Regions from separate parts of the Mus musculus genome. Here region 1 is linked to region 2. Evidence: chromatin loops called from intact Hi-C (ENCODE). Cell type or tissue: gastrocnemius. All regions are shown on one strand.

Evidence for each region. Peaks named below come from ENCODE experiments on the same cell type or tissue, not always from the same donor. Only the 100,000 strongest peaks of a DNase experiment are listed, where the experiment ranks them.
Region 1: it touches region 2 in a loop (2.6-fold over the local background); 1 of 42 quality-filtered maps calls a loop at or near these places.

The regions. Positions count from the first base shown.
Region 1 is chr2:144,379,239-144,383,238 of GRCm38, forward strand. It overlaps Kat14 (lysine acetyltransferase 14), which reads left to right. Exons shown (of 11, transcript NM_181417.3): 4 at 1,469-1,590. Among named protein-coding and RNA genes, the nearest start is that of Kat14, 12 kb to the left of the region's middle. In gastrocnemius, no CTCF peak of the experiment used is centred here; a DNase peak (open chromatin) is centred at 2,288; H3K27ac peaks cover 2,991 bases.
Region 2 is chr2:144,598,112-144,602,111 of GRCm38, forward strand. Dtd1 (D-tyrosyl-tRNA deacylase 1) reads left to right here and starts at 1,842. Exons shown (of 6, transcript NM_025314.3): 1 at 1,842-1,980. The coding sequence starts at 1,938. In gastrocnemius, a CTCF peak has its summit at 1,855 (motif pointing right); a DNase peak (open chromatin) is centred at 1,870; H3K4me3 peaks cover 1,316 bases; H3K27ac peaks cover 1,206 bases.

The DNA of each region.
Region 1 (4,000 bases), 220 kb before region 2:
GCAGGCAGTTAAGAGTTACCTGACATGGATGCTGGGAACTGATTTTGTGTCTTCTGGAAGAGCAGTAGCTTTTCAGTAGCTTGTACAGTTTTGTCCATTTCTATAAAATTGCATATATAAAATATCTGTATAAATACAGGTGCCAAGCATTGTGTGAGACATAGCCACTGAAATGCTAAAACCTGCCTTTTTATTTTTGCTTGTTGTTATTGCTTTTGAGACAGGCTGTACTTAAGTTCACAGTTCTATCCTCGCCCCCTGAGCACTACAGTAACAGGTACCTAACTACTCACAGCAAAGTGCAGGCTGCTTTTTTTTTTTTAAATATGGAAACATTAAAAGAAATTAAGATTTTATATGTTATATAGTGTGTGTGTGCAAATGTGTGCAGGGTTTGTGGAAGTCGGAGGGCTGTTGGGTCCCCAGCAGCTGGAGTTACAGGCAGTTGTGCGCCTCTGCTGCGGGTGCTGGGAACTGAACTCTGGTCCTCTGGAGGAGCAGCACGGGCTTCTGACTGCTGAGCCAGCTCCGCAGCTCCTGGCGCTTTTGTCCTGATGGTGGGTGTCAGATGCTCTTCTGTGTTATTGAAGTCTTCTGTGATGGCGTGCGGCTGTTTTTCTGGGCTGTTCTTCTCACAGTAGGCCGAGATTCCTCATCTGGAAAGCTGACAGGCTTGGACTGGATGGGAGCTGCCACACTGAGCTGCAGGGTGTCTTGGAGTCCTTGTGAGTGGGATGGGCAGCCAGGCCTCTGAGTTCTCTGTTCCTCAGCTAGTGCTGTCTGCACTTGAGGAAAGACATCTACAGCTTTAAGTGGCTGTGCCCCTGGGTAGAGAGATGCCTGGAACACTGCCCAGATCTGAAATCTTGAGTTTTGTCTTTGCCTGGTAAAAAGCTTAGAAAAGTGTGTACTCAGGAATGATTTTCAAAACTTTGAATAAAGGCTAGCCAGCACCATCAGTCAGAATGTTCTGTATGAAGCCCGCTCCTGAAGGTCTGCTGTCAGCGGGCAACCTCACTGTTTAGAGTTACGGGAAGGGGCTGGAGAAATGGCTCAGCGGACTGCTCTTCCGAGGGTCCTGAGTTCAAATCCCAGCAACCACATGGTGGCTCACTACCATCTGTAATGAGATCTGATGCCTTCTTCTGTTGTGTGTTTAAAAAAAAGAAGAACACAGTAGAGTTACAGGGACGAGTAGGGTGCTTGTGACAGCGCTTCCAGTTCAGCCCAGCCACACACCAGCCCTTCCTGTGTGACACATACAGAACCATTGTACCTAATACTTGAAGTAGTGATTTCTTACCAAAGCAACAAAGGAAGTAAGACTGCCTGGGTTATTGCCAGAGCTCATCTTTCTGTGTCTTCTATTCCCCCTTCCTACTTAGACTCTAAAACAGAATAGCTTTTCCCATGATGCGGACTTCCCTCCTCAGGCTACCTTCCCAGCCATCTTCCATTTGTGTTTCAGGTGGTCATGCTGGCAATGTACAACCTGTCTCTGGAAGGAAGTGGACGTCAAGGTTATTTCCGGTGGAAAGAAGATATCTGTGCTTTTATTGAGAAACATTGGACTTTTTTACTAGGAAATAGGTAACATGATTTTAAAACATCTTATCCTTTGCAGAAAGATGTAACCAAGCTGTACACAAGCTGGGAACCTAGTGCAGCCCTGATAGGGATTTATAGTGTAGCTCAAAAGAGAACTGAATACCAGGAAATGTAGATTTGCATTGTTTTCTAATGCTTCCAGAGCAGCGCGATGCTTCTGTAGAGATTGTTAGGTTTTTAAAAATGAGTTTGAGAGTAACTGACTTGAGGAAAGAGGACTGTGATGTCCTGTAAAATGGGGACATAGAGGTCAGAAGAGAAACAGAAAGGGCATTACTAACGGCACCCATTTAGATTGCTCTTAATGGATTCTTACAGCTTTTCCCCTTATCAACTCTGGAGAGCACAGCCATACTTTTCATCCACTGTGCTTAGCAAAGTTTGCCACATTAGCACACACATGCACACACACACACATATACACACACGCACACGGCTCATTCATTAGGGGTGAACATCAGACTGAGGCCTGCGTGGCTGAGACTGTGCTGGAGGCCATGTTAGTCTACAGAGCTGAGACGTGGAGATGAGTGTGGCAGCCCTGGTGAGTTTTGAGATGATGGTTCCTGGTTGCTCTCTGAGGTCCTAGGTGAGATGCACAGCACTGTAAATTAGGTCAGCAGAGATGACAGTGACTCTGCATCACTGCTACAGAGCAAAGCTGGACCACATTCTGAGTTTTGGCAGCCTTCTGCCTCTGTGCTGAGAAGTCAGCCTTGCTCGGATTTCCTGCAGGCCTGCAGGCTGTGGGGTGTCAGCAGCAAAGGAGAATAGATGTTTATAAAGGGGCTATTTTAAGTCCTTGCATTCTTTCATGCTACTGAGAAAAGAATTAACACTGACAAGTGCTTTCTCATAAGAAAAGGAATCTGTTGTTTTAATTTACTGCCCCAGCACTATTTATGGAATTTAATGTGCCCTATTTATAAAGGACCAGAAATAAGGGAGATGGTAAAATTAGATCTTGGAATGTTTTCATGATCTCTGAGTGCTTTATGTTTAGTGAATTTTCTTCTGGAAGAAAGTGAATGTAGATTACCTGTTTTTAAGAATATTTCTTATTTGAATAGGAGTTGTTGGCCACGGTCCAGAGCGTGTTCTGAGAGGAGCTGGCCAAGGCTTTTTTGTTTCTGACATGCCATTGAGAAGCAGTCATTACCCAGCAGTGTCTGTGTAGTTTAACCACTAAGCCAGTAGTTTATGTCGCTATTGGTGTAGCACCTGAATTATTTACTTAATCTCCCTTCTTAATAAAGTTAATTTTAAAAACATACGCCTTTAATCCCAGCACTTGGGAGGCAGAGTCAGGTGGATTTCTGAGTTGGAGGCCAGCCTGGTCTACAGAGTGAGTTCCAGGACAGCCAGAGCTACACAGAGAAACCCTGTCTCGAAAAACCATAAAACAAAACAAAACAAAACAAAACAAAACAAAAGAACATCACACTGTAAGTATAAGTAGAAAACTTGTATGGTATGCTATAAATAGACTGTAACTCTTAACGTTGGTACCTACAGATAACTCAGCAGTGTGAGATTGAGGCTGGACCTCATGCTGTAAGGACAAGCCCGGCCTTTTGGTTCTGATCAGAAAGGCCACAAGTATAGTGAGAATTTGCAGCGGTAACTTTTCTGTCGTCTACCCTGAAGATAGGAGGAAGTTTAGAAATTGCTGTGAATCCATTTCCCGAGTGTCCTGTCCCTCACCTAGATGACTGCTCTAAATATCAATTTAAAGGTCCCCAGAACCTACTCATCTCAGGTGCTTACCAAATGACCGATCGCCTAGGAGCTGACAGTCATTGTCCACAACAGAAGACGCTGTAAGCACTTTTAAGTTAAACTGTTTTTGAGAGCTGTTTTTATTCTGTTCTCTGCAGGGCCACCCTTGTTTTGTTTTTGAGATACGGTCTTGTGTAGCCCAGGCTGTCCTCAAACTCACTACATAGCTGCAGATTCCTTTAACTTCTGCTCCTCCAGCCTCTGCCTCTGGAGTTTTGCGATTACAGATGTACAGCACCACGCCCTGTTTTATGCAGTGATGGGATAAAACTTAGATCCTTAGATCTACCAAGTGAGCTAAACCCCAGCCCCAGCCCTCAAAGGGTTAAGTGTGGTATCTCTTCCTCGTTTGTCACAGAGTTAAGGGAGTAGTACACTGTGGGATTATCTTTTACCTTCGGGTACATTCCTCACCAGTGGTTTTGTTTTATGCCTTTAATGTTTTCTTAGTTTAAATATGTGAGAGTTTATTTAAGAATATCCTAAATGTTTTATGTACAGTTTTAGAAAAAAGTTAAAGATCATGTGAGAATTCAATTGCTACATATTTTTTGACCTTGAACTCATAGAGGCCTGCCTGCCTCTGCCTCCTGAGTACTGGGATTCAAGATGT
Region 2 (4,000 bases):
TTTACCCATTGAGCCAGACTTTTTTCCCTGGATGTGAAAAACTGACTACTTGATAGAATGTTCCTGATTTAGGTTTTTTAAACAATTAGATGCAGAGTCTCCTGCAGTGCAGTTTGCATTTCGATTGTACAGTTCCACCCTTGAACTGATGCTCCTGCCTCTCTACCTCCTGAGCGCTGGGATTCCAGGTAAGTGTTGCCATCCCTGGCTTATATGATGCTAAGGGCTGAACCTAGGGCTTCCTACATGGTAGCTAAGTACTATGTTCCACTGAGCTACACTTCTAGCCCCAGGTTAAGTTTTGTTGTTGCAGAATTACCACTGTATCCTTCAATATCAGGAAGCATGTGACTGACACCCATTGATCTTGCTGCTGCTGCTGCTGGTGGTATCCTTGACAATTTAACTCATGCAATTTTGCATTCACTATTTAATATTTAAGCATAATATAAAAGGCTCCCAGTCCTTAGCACAACTGACTCCATAAAACTCAGTATGTAGATAGTACCACTTGCCAGAGTGAAAAGGAAGACCGAATCTATCAAATGCACTAAGCTTGCCTTTTGACTTCTGTAATTGCTTTAGCCTAACTGTGCTTATTAACTGAAGTATGTCAACCGAGGAATTTTTTTTTTTTTTTTGCTTAAATGCTCACTCTAAAAGAATCTGAGCTTTAATGAGATCCTGAACACCCAGTGTAGTTGCCAGTTGGCTAATAAAGACTTTCTACTGGCTTAACCCCGGTCTGAGTAGTCTTATCTGATGGATACCCCACAATAATACACATTTCTAGGCCTTTTTTGTTTTTGTTTTTGTTTTTTTGGGGGGGTGAGGGGGAAAGCAACATCTCACTCTGTATTTCATGCTGGCCTTGAACTTCAGCGTGATCCTCATACTGCAGCCTCCAGAATGCTTGGATCACAGATGTTCAACCACCATTCCTTAGAGTATTTCGGGCCAAATAACAGTTCTATCAAATTGCTTTCTAACAAATGCTTTTCTGAATCTGCTAATCCTGGAAGAGGCGTTCAAAGCAAAGACACTCTGAAATGGGTGAACTTTTTCTGATACTCCTATTTCGTTTTTAAGGGAAAGTCTCATTACATTGCCCACATTGGTGGTCTTGAACTCATGGACTTAAAACACTTTCCCGCTTCATCTCAAGTAGCTGGGACTATCTCCCCCCCCCCCCATTCTTCTTTTTCTTTGTTTAATTATAAACACATGGACTACCACTGGACTATGAAGATGTTATTTTTTAGTGATGAAAACTTAGTACAGTAATAGCTATACAGTTCTTTGCAGCCATCTAAGCATCTTTACAGCCCATCCAAATTTCCTAACAACCCTATGATAGGGCTAAGTATTAGATTTGTATTAGGAAGGAATTAGAATTCTAGACTGATAGACCTATTAACTATTGTGTCTAAGGTAAATCAATAGTTATGTAGTTAAATGGCTATGTTAGCAGCAGGTCCTTTTGTTTTTAGCAACAGGATTGCTGCTGAGGCTACAGAACAAGTGAAGATTTTGGAAAATCTGTGACCGGAGGATTGGAAAAGAGGGAGAAAAGCAGGAAAAAAACTTAAGGGTAAAACTGAAAGAGAAAGAAACTGGAGCAGAAATTAATGAGTGTCTGGACATAGTGGAGACTAGGCTGGCAGTTTGGGACTATAGTGCTTAAGAAGGAGTTCAGGGGTGGATAGGGCGGCGCCTACCACAAATGGACTAGGTTATGCATAGGTGACAGGTGAGGGTGATTGACATGGGCGGGGCCAATTGGATAGGTGTGGCCGACGTGGGCGGGACGCAGCTCTGTGGAATGGGTCCTCACGGAGCTCTTCCGGTGTTGCCGGTAGAGGGCGCCGGTCGAGGAGCCACCGGCGGAGTCGCAAGGTCTGACCACACAGCAAATTCCAGTCGCTACAGCCGCCGCCATGAAGGCCGTGGTGCAGCGCGTCACTCGGGCTAGCGTCACAGGTCAGTCGGGCGGGCCGGGGAGAGAGCAGCCTCTGACCCCCGCGACCCGCTGTTCCGTGTGAGGGTTCCCCGCAGCCCCGAGTTACCGGGCAGCCTCTGGGCAGCGCCGTGGCCGAGAAGATCCGGCACGTGCCTGGCCGCTCATGGGTTCAGGCTCCGTGCTTTCGTTGCTACATAAACCCTCATCTCCGTCGTCATCACCATTATAATCATCATCATTATCTTTGTGAGTGTGTGTGTGTGTTCCTCACAGACAAGGTGCCAGAACCTGTGAGCATCCCCAGGGCCCGTTGTTGAATGCACTGTTGCACAAACAACACATAGGGGAGATTTCCGGAGCGGAATCGCTCGTTTATCCACCGCTCTGTCTGAGATGTAGCATTTTAACAACCCCCTTTTGCATATCTTTTCTTTTTAAAATAGAACTTGGCTCATGATAAAATGGACAGACGGAGGAATTGCTAATTGTTTGAGCTCTGGCAGCTTTGAGCAAATATCTGCTGGCATCCTCACTGGGTGCAGAACATCCCTTGCTTGCACCTGGATGTCGGTCTCTGAACCTTCAGCCATGGGTCAGAACCACAGAATTCAAGATGACGTGCTTCTCTTTCCCATTAATTAATATAGACCCAGATGCTCAGCCATTAGCCATCAGTTGAATGTGGGAGGCTAGTTGAAATATTCAGGATCCAGCTACTGTAGTTATTTGAAAAGTGTTAAAAAAATAGAAACGACTGGTGCCATTCTTTTAGTCTTTTAAGTTAAAGAAATAAATACATTTATTTATTTGGTGTGTGTGTTTCTGTGTGTAACAGGCCAGAGAACAATTTAGATGTGCCACCACCATGTGGGTCCTTGGGATTCAACTCATGGAATTAGGCTTGGCAGCAAGTCTACCCATCACTCATTTAGCTAGCTTGCTTTCTCTCTTTCTTTCTTTCTTTCTTTCTTTCTTTCTTTCCTTTTCGAGACAGGGTTTCTCTGTTTAGCCTTGTCTGGCCAGGAACTCACTCCGTAGACTAGGCTGGCCTTGAACTCACAGATCCACCTGCCTCTGCCTCCCAAGTGCTGGGATTAAAGGTGTCTACCACCATTGCCCAGCTGTGTTTATAGAGGCAGAAGTACATTTTCAGGTCAGATGCCAAGGCCTGTAGTCACAGCCACTTTGGAGGCTGGGGAAGGAGCTGTGTTGAGCCCAGGAATTGGACAACAGAAAGCAGATTGGACAACAAAAGAGTCTCTAAGATTCCCCCTCCTCACCAAAGCTTCAGATCAAGCAATACAGATATCTTTTTCTTTAAACCATTTTATACTAAATACATGGTTTTGAGTTTAAAGCTAGACCCAAGACTCCTCCCCAACCAAGTAGCCAAACCACATATTTAGACTCGAGAGTCCACCTTCTAATCCTGCTTAATGAGTTGCAAGCTGTTCTGTTAACTTTGGTTTTGGAAATCATCCTGGACTAATAAGGAGCAGAATAGGAGAGGAGTTTATGGGACTCTAATAACATTTCAGTAAATATTGAGCACATGAAAACTGGAAAAATTCACTGATGAAAGATGGTTTTGCTCTTTGGGGGGGAGAAGCTGTCTACTTGATGTGGTTATCACCAACAGATTTAAATTTTGAGCTTTGGCTCCTTAAGCCCCCAATCCCGCTGATCTGGACTTTGGAAAATGTACCTTTGCTTGTAGGTGGTGGCCTATTCCTATCATCCCAGCACCCTGGGTTGAGTCCAGCATGGGCCACCTACCTGGTGAGTTGAAGTGCAGACTGAAGCTACCTAGTGAAACCCTCTCCTACCAAACCAAGCCTGGCATGTGTGAGGCCCTGGGCTGGCACTTGCACAAAGTGTCTAACACTCTTGGGATTTCCCTAGGGAGCCCTTTGATCATACTCGAGCGTAAGCTAATGAGAAATTTCAGGATAAGAGTGAGGGAGTGACCTGAATGACAGTCACTTGCTGAGAGTGGATGGGCCATTGCCTGTAGTTTCCAGGTATGTTCCAGGATATGTT